Regions from separate parts of the Mus musculus genome. Here region 1 is linked to region 2. Evidence: chromatin loops called from intact Hi-C (ENCODE). Cell type or tissue: gastrocnemius. All regions are shown on one strand. Each heading gives the region's core, and the rest is flanking DNA. Links, peaks and the distances in the headings are about the cores only. Region 1 overlaps Tead4 (TEA domain family member 4). Region 2 has its middle 2.3 kb from the start of Tead4.

The links. A loop is a pair of places that touch in the nucleus more often than their neighbours do. Peaks named below come from ENCODE experiments on the same cell type or tissue, not always from the same donor. Only the 100,000 strongest peaks of a DNase experiment are listed, where the experiment ranks them.
Region 1: it touches region 2 in a loop (3-fold over the local background); 6 of 42 quality-filtered maps call a loop at or near these places.

What each region holds. Positions count from the first base shown.
Region 1 is chr6:128,251,211-128,254,125 of GRCm38, reverse strand. It overlaps Tead4 (TEA domain family member 4), which reads left to right. Exons shown (of 12, transcript NM_011567.2): 3 at 2,140-2,204; 4 at 2,524-2,586. Among named protein-coding and RNA genes, the nearest start is that of Tead4, 48 kb to the left of the region's middle. In gastrocnemius, for the core only: no CTCF peak of the experiment used is centred there; no DNase peak of the experiment used is centred there; H3K4me3 peaks cover 331 bases; H3K27ac peaks cover 1,790 bases.
Region 2 is chr6:128,301,672-128,304,586 of GRCm38, reverse strand. No RefSeq gene overlaps it. Among named protein-coding and RNA genes, the nearest start is that of Tead4, 2.3 kb to the right of the region's middle. In gastrocnemius, for the core only: a CTCF peak has its summit at 1,749 (motif pointing right); no DNase peak of the experiment used is centred there.

The DNA.
Region 1 (2,915 bases), core at 227-2,726, 50 kb after region 2:
TAGAAGCAGTCTTCCCTGCTTGGACTCCTAAGTGCCTCCATAATAGATAAGGACCGCCATGCCTGGCCTGAGTTCTCACAGAACCAGTGTTAAGCCGGGCAGTGGTGGCGCACGCCTTTAATCCCAGCACTTGGGAGGCAGAGGCAGGAGGATTTCTGGGTTCGAGGCCAGCCTGGTCTACAAAGTGAGTTCCAGGACAGCCAGGGCTATACAGAGAAACCCTGTCTCGAAAAAAAAAAAAAAACAAAAAACAAAACAAAAACAAAACAAAAAACAAAAACAAAAACAAAACAACAACAACAAAAAGCTTAGCATCCTAAGTCAGTAAAAATGTGTGCGATCAAATATAGAAGAAAGACGTTAGAAGAACTAGATCGAGCTAGATTCGAAGGCAGAGTGGAGATCCACTTCCACCAGCTGGCTGTGCTCCCAAAGCTCCTTGGTAGAACTGGAAGTCCAAGCCCAGCTCTCTAAACTCTAATGTTGTGGTCGCTTTCCCATTACCAACCGCTGAAGGCTCAGGCTTTGTAGCTGCAGCACAGTCACCTTTAGTTAGACACACAGTAAAACTGCTGGGCATTCATTGCCCTGCCAGCAGCACCTATGGACTATGTCCTCCTCCAAAGCTTTGGAGGAGACATCTTTCAGGACTCATGTTTTTAGGTGCAGACTGTCTCACACAGTACCTGAGGAGCCTGGTTCCTCCTTTTGCCTTCCTCCCTCAGACACAGACAGGCCAGCGCACTCAAGGCCAGCACATCTTTCTGTCAGTTGAAGGCTCTTAATTTGGACTTGGCTGTGGAGAAAGGTCAGCTTGGGGGCCAGCCTGGCTCTGGCCAAGCTCTCTAGTTACAGCCTAGGGCTCGCCTCACCTGCCCCTGTAATAGCAGCTTCCTCACATGGCCACTCCAGCCTCAGCTGACAGGGCAGGCCTCTGCTATGCCCCCTGGCCTACAAGTCAAGCACAGAGGTGACAGCTTCCCCTACCTCAGCCCTCCCTCTCCCTCTCCCTCATCTGATGTTTACACAGAGGTTGACATCCCACCTGGGCCCACCTGCTTCCCAAACCTGAACTCCCCCCCCCCTTCTCAAACATATCTGCTCCATGCGGATATGTGTCCCTCTAACCTAGATACTGACTTCTGTTTATCGGACAGAGGGAGGAGGATCAAGGATGGACACACGGTCTGAGCCAGCCAGGGCTAGATAGCAATTCCTTTTTTCTCGAAAAGCAAACACACACACATACAGCAAAATATCAACTATGAAACGTGGCTGAGGATGTAGCGTAGGTAACAGTGTTTGCCTAGCATGTACAGTGCTAGGCTTGGTCTCCAGCACTGAATCAGGACCTGGCATGGTGGCACATGACTATTAATATAGCCCTTGGGATATGGAAGCAAGAGGATCAGGAGTTCAAAGTCACTCTCAGCTACGTAATGAGTTCAGAGTCGGCCTAGGAACTAATAATAGTAACAATAATTAAAAACCCAATACATCCTCTTTGATCTTATTTATAGTAATAGAAGATGTGGCTGGCTTGGGGACATAGTATGGCCTCCAGGTGATAGTGAGGCAGAGCCTTGAGCTACAAAAGTAGCCTGGGTTTTGGTTTTGGTTTTGGCTTTGGTGAGATTGAGAATAGAGGCCTTTTGCCTGTTAAACAGATCTTCTAGCACGGAGCTATTTCTCCTGGCTGCCCTAACTGGATGAAGAGGCAGGCCTCCTCCCTGGAAACTATTAGAGTCCCAGGACCACACCTTCTATCTTCCCCATTGCCCACCAACCATCTTTAAGGACCTCCTCATTTCCAGAGGCAGCAGAAACTATGAGAGCCTCACAGGCAAGGGCCAGGTATTTCCCACACAGAAAGCCCTGGGAAGGACCAAGGTGTTGAAGCAGCCACTGTGGAATGAGGAGTTTGGGCTGAGTGGTAGTGGCCCACGTGTCCTGATTCCACTACTGTCACCAGTCTGTCTGGTAACGATGTAGTCTCTTCTCACTAATGGGATATCCCTGTGTTCCAAGGCAGGCAGGGGGAGCTTACACAGTCCTTACTCTAAGTCTCCACCCAAGGTGGGCAGAGTAAGCAGCCCACCTTCATGCTTTCCCCACTGAGAGGTTGTGGTGTTTCTACAGGTCGGAATGAGCTGATCGCACGCCATATCAAGCTCAGGACAGGGAAGACGCGCACAAGGAAGCAGGTGAGCCTGGAGAGGTCTCCCCAAGGGGATTGGAGAGGCACCCACTTCTCTGGGTGCCCTGGTTCTTCCATTTACCAGCGAGTCAAACTCCCACTCTGGGATACTACGGGAAAAATAAATCCGTCCCCCCCACCCCCCCCAGCTTATGAAGTACTGCCAGACTCAAGGTGAACTGGGCAGGCAGGAGGGAGCTCCCCACATTGACCTGCTCCTCACACAGTACATTCACAGTGTAGCCAGAGAGCCATGGAGGGCTAAGGGTTGGGGACACACAAGCTGTCTGGGAGGTGGAGACAGGAAGTCTCTCTTTCTGCAACAGGTCTCCAGCCACATCCAGGTGCTTGCCCGTCGAAAAGCCCGGGAGATCCAGGCCAAACTCAAGGTAAGGAAAACCGTCAGCAGAGAGAGAACCCTGGGACTTGTGGGGTGAAGTGGGGCTTCCCAGAAGTCACCGCTCTTTTTCCAGTTAGGAAAGTCAGCGCTGTGGGTCCAGGGGCTTCCATTGTGTTGAGCCTGTGTTGTGTGCTTCTTGCTGTTAAGGACAGTTGAGGCCTAGCCTGTGGCATCTGCCATGTGTGTGGGTGGCAGTCTCCTGCTGGGCCCTACCTGGGATTTAGTGTAGCAGGGCCAGACTCAGCATTTCTGTCCCCCGACCCCTGTGTTCTCTGAGATGAGCCACCTCACCTCATCTCTTCCCTCGACGGGCCACCT
Region 2 (2,915 bases), core at 200-2,699:
CAACAAGCCACAAACCTTCTGGAATCAACTGTGCACACTACTTAGAGAATCTGGCCAGGAAGTGGTGGCACACACCTTTAATCCCAGTACTAGGGAGGCAGGGGCAGATGGATCTCTGTGAGTTTGAAGCCAACCTGGTCTATGGAGCATGTTCTAGGATAGCCAGAGCTGTTACACAAAAGAACCTTGTCTCAAAAAAACAAACAAAACAAAACAAAACAACGACAACAACAACAACAACAACAACAAAAAACCTGAGAGAGGAGTCTGCTTTTTATGTGATAGTAAATCATGGATGTCTAGTTCGTTTAAAATATAGTGTTAGGGTTGAAGAGCTGGCTCAGTGGTTAAGAGTGCTGACTGCTCTTCCAGAGGTCCTGAGTTCAATTCCCAGCAACCACATGGTGGCTCACAACCATCTGTAATGGGATCCGATGCCCTCTTCTGGGGTGCATGAAAAACAGAGCAATCCTATCCATGAAATAAGTAATAAAATATAGTGTTGGAGCTGGACTGTGGACTGGTGTTAAAGCATATGTAAGGCCCAGGGTTTGATTCCCCAGCATCTAGCAAACAAATACAAAACTAAGGAAACCATTAGAAGTTTTAAACAGTCCTTTGTTACTTGCAGCTTTGACCAGTTCCATTATATAGATACAAGTAAATTTGTGCTATAATACCCTATGGATATTATGATCATGACCCACACGGACTAGAAAAACAAAGCTCCAGAAATGGAAATAATGCCAAACAGCATATGTTAACACTAATTAATATGGTTTTTAAGTTTGACTTGGGCCTAATCAACACAAATACCCTTCCCACATCAAACCCAGCTCTGACCACAACCATCTTGCCTCTGGCCTCCACACGCTTGTTGGATGGGAGCTGTCTGGAGCTCAAGGAAATGGGCAAGGCAGGGACCATGTGATGTAACTGGAGGGACTCTGTCTCTTACAGCTGGGATGTAAATAGCTAAAACGTTCCCAGCAGCAGATTCATTCCTGAGGGTCAGTGAACACAGGTCCTGTCCCTAAGCTTTACGAACACACCTGACTTCCTCTGTAAAGTCACTGTCTGGGGGAATGGATGGCTCACTGGTTATTGAGTGTGCTTGTAGAGGCCTGGGGATTGGCTCCCAGCACCCACCATCACTTGTAACTAGCTTCAGGGGATTTGACATCCTCTGGCCTAGTGCAGTACCTGTGTGCATGTAGGCATACACATATACACATCAATCAGAAAAAAAATCAGCCACCAGACCCTCAGATGGGTACACCCACTTGATTAGTTTTCTGTAGCAGGAGGTCTTCTGAGATCATCTTCATCTGCTCAGAAAATGGAATGCCCAAAGACCTAGAACTCTCTAGAAGCTTATAAGAGTACGAACCAGGAAGTGTGAAGGCACTTTACAGCTTGGACTCCCAATGGTCTTGAAGAGAAGCAAGCAAGCAAGCAAGCAAGCAAGCAAGCAAGCAAGCAAGCAAAGGGCTTTCCAATCATCCTTTTGTACCTGAAGGGCTATCCTCCCTTTTGAAACCACATTGTTATGGCCAGACTCCCCTTCCACATTATCCTAATTTCTGTAGTTTAAATTCATTAATTCTATCTATCTATCTATCTATCTATCTATCTATCTATCTATCTATCATCTATCTATCTATCTATCTATCTATCTATCTATCTATCTATCTATCTATCTTTTATTCTGTACTGTGTTCTGCCTGCATATGTACCTGCCCACCAGAAGAGGGCGCCATATACCATTATAGATGGTTGTGAATTATAATGTGGTTGCTGGGAATTGAACTCAGGACCTCTGGAAGAGCAGTCAGTGTTCTCAACCTCTGAGCCATCTCTCCAGCCCCTATATTTATTTTTGAGGCAGAGTTTTGCAACGTAGTCCAGGCTGGCCTCGAATGCTTGCTCTGCCTGCTTTAACTTTCTCTGGCCCTGGCCACAGCTGGCCAGAGTTCTTCCTTCAGTTGAGACGTGGCCAGCTATCCTGCTGTAAATGCTTTCTGTCTCAGCCTCAAAGACAATTTCTATCTGCAGATCACACATGACCTTATCTTCATTTCTGGATCCTGAGCCTCTATTCAGTCACAGGGTCACTTCTTGTATTTAGGACAGGACAGGGGTCTCCATATGCATGCAATACTGTCATCAGAGGGTCTAATGATAGAATCAAGAAAGTGAGTCCTGAGTCTGCGTGGCCTTGATGACGGCCACATCTTCAGTATAGCTTGTATGAGCCTCACAGTCTGGGGCTCACCTCTCTTAGTCTTTGGTTCATGCTGGTTTTCAGGTCCTGCTGTCGTTTCACATGTGGACCCCCACTGGTGTGTAGCACCTACTAGCTCTTATTTTCACACCAAACCTTCCTGAAACAGCGGTTGGTGAACTCAGGTTTCCATCAAGAGCTGGATCAAGGTCACCCCGCAGACCTGGTAGCAGAGACCTGTAATGGAATTCCAGCTATTCCTAAGGCTGAGGCCAGAGCAGCTGAGAGAGTTCAAGGTCAGCCTGATTAACTCAGTAGACTCAGTCTCAGAAACCAAAAGGAATCAAGGCTGGGGCCATAGCACACTGGTAGAGCATTGCCTAGCACACACAGGGAGTAGACATTAAACTGGGGAAAGTCACCCCAGTGCCTTGAATTAATTCTGTTGGTTTTGTTCTCAAATTCATGTGGATTTGCAATAATGAACTACTGTCTGGCTTCGACAGTGAACCTCTTGAAGGCAGGGGTCTGTTTCTGCACTGAGCTTGGTACCAGGTTCAATGAAGGAGTGTCCAATTAAGTGGTGGGACAGTCTGTACTTCACGCTCACAGATACGCTTGCTGCCTTGCAATGTTCTTTTCATGTGAATGGGATGTGACCAGGCTTTGTTATGACTCACCATTTAATAAG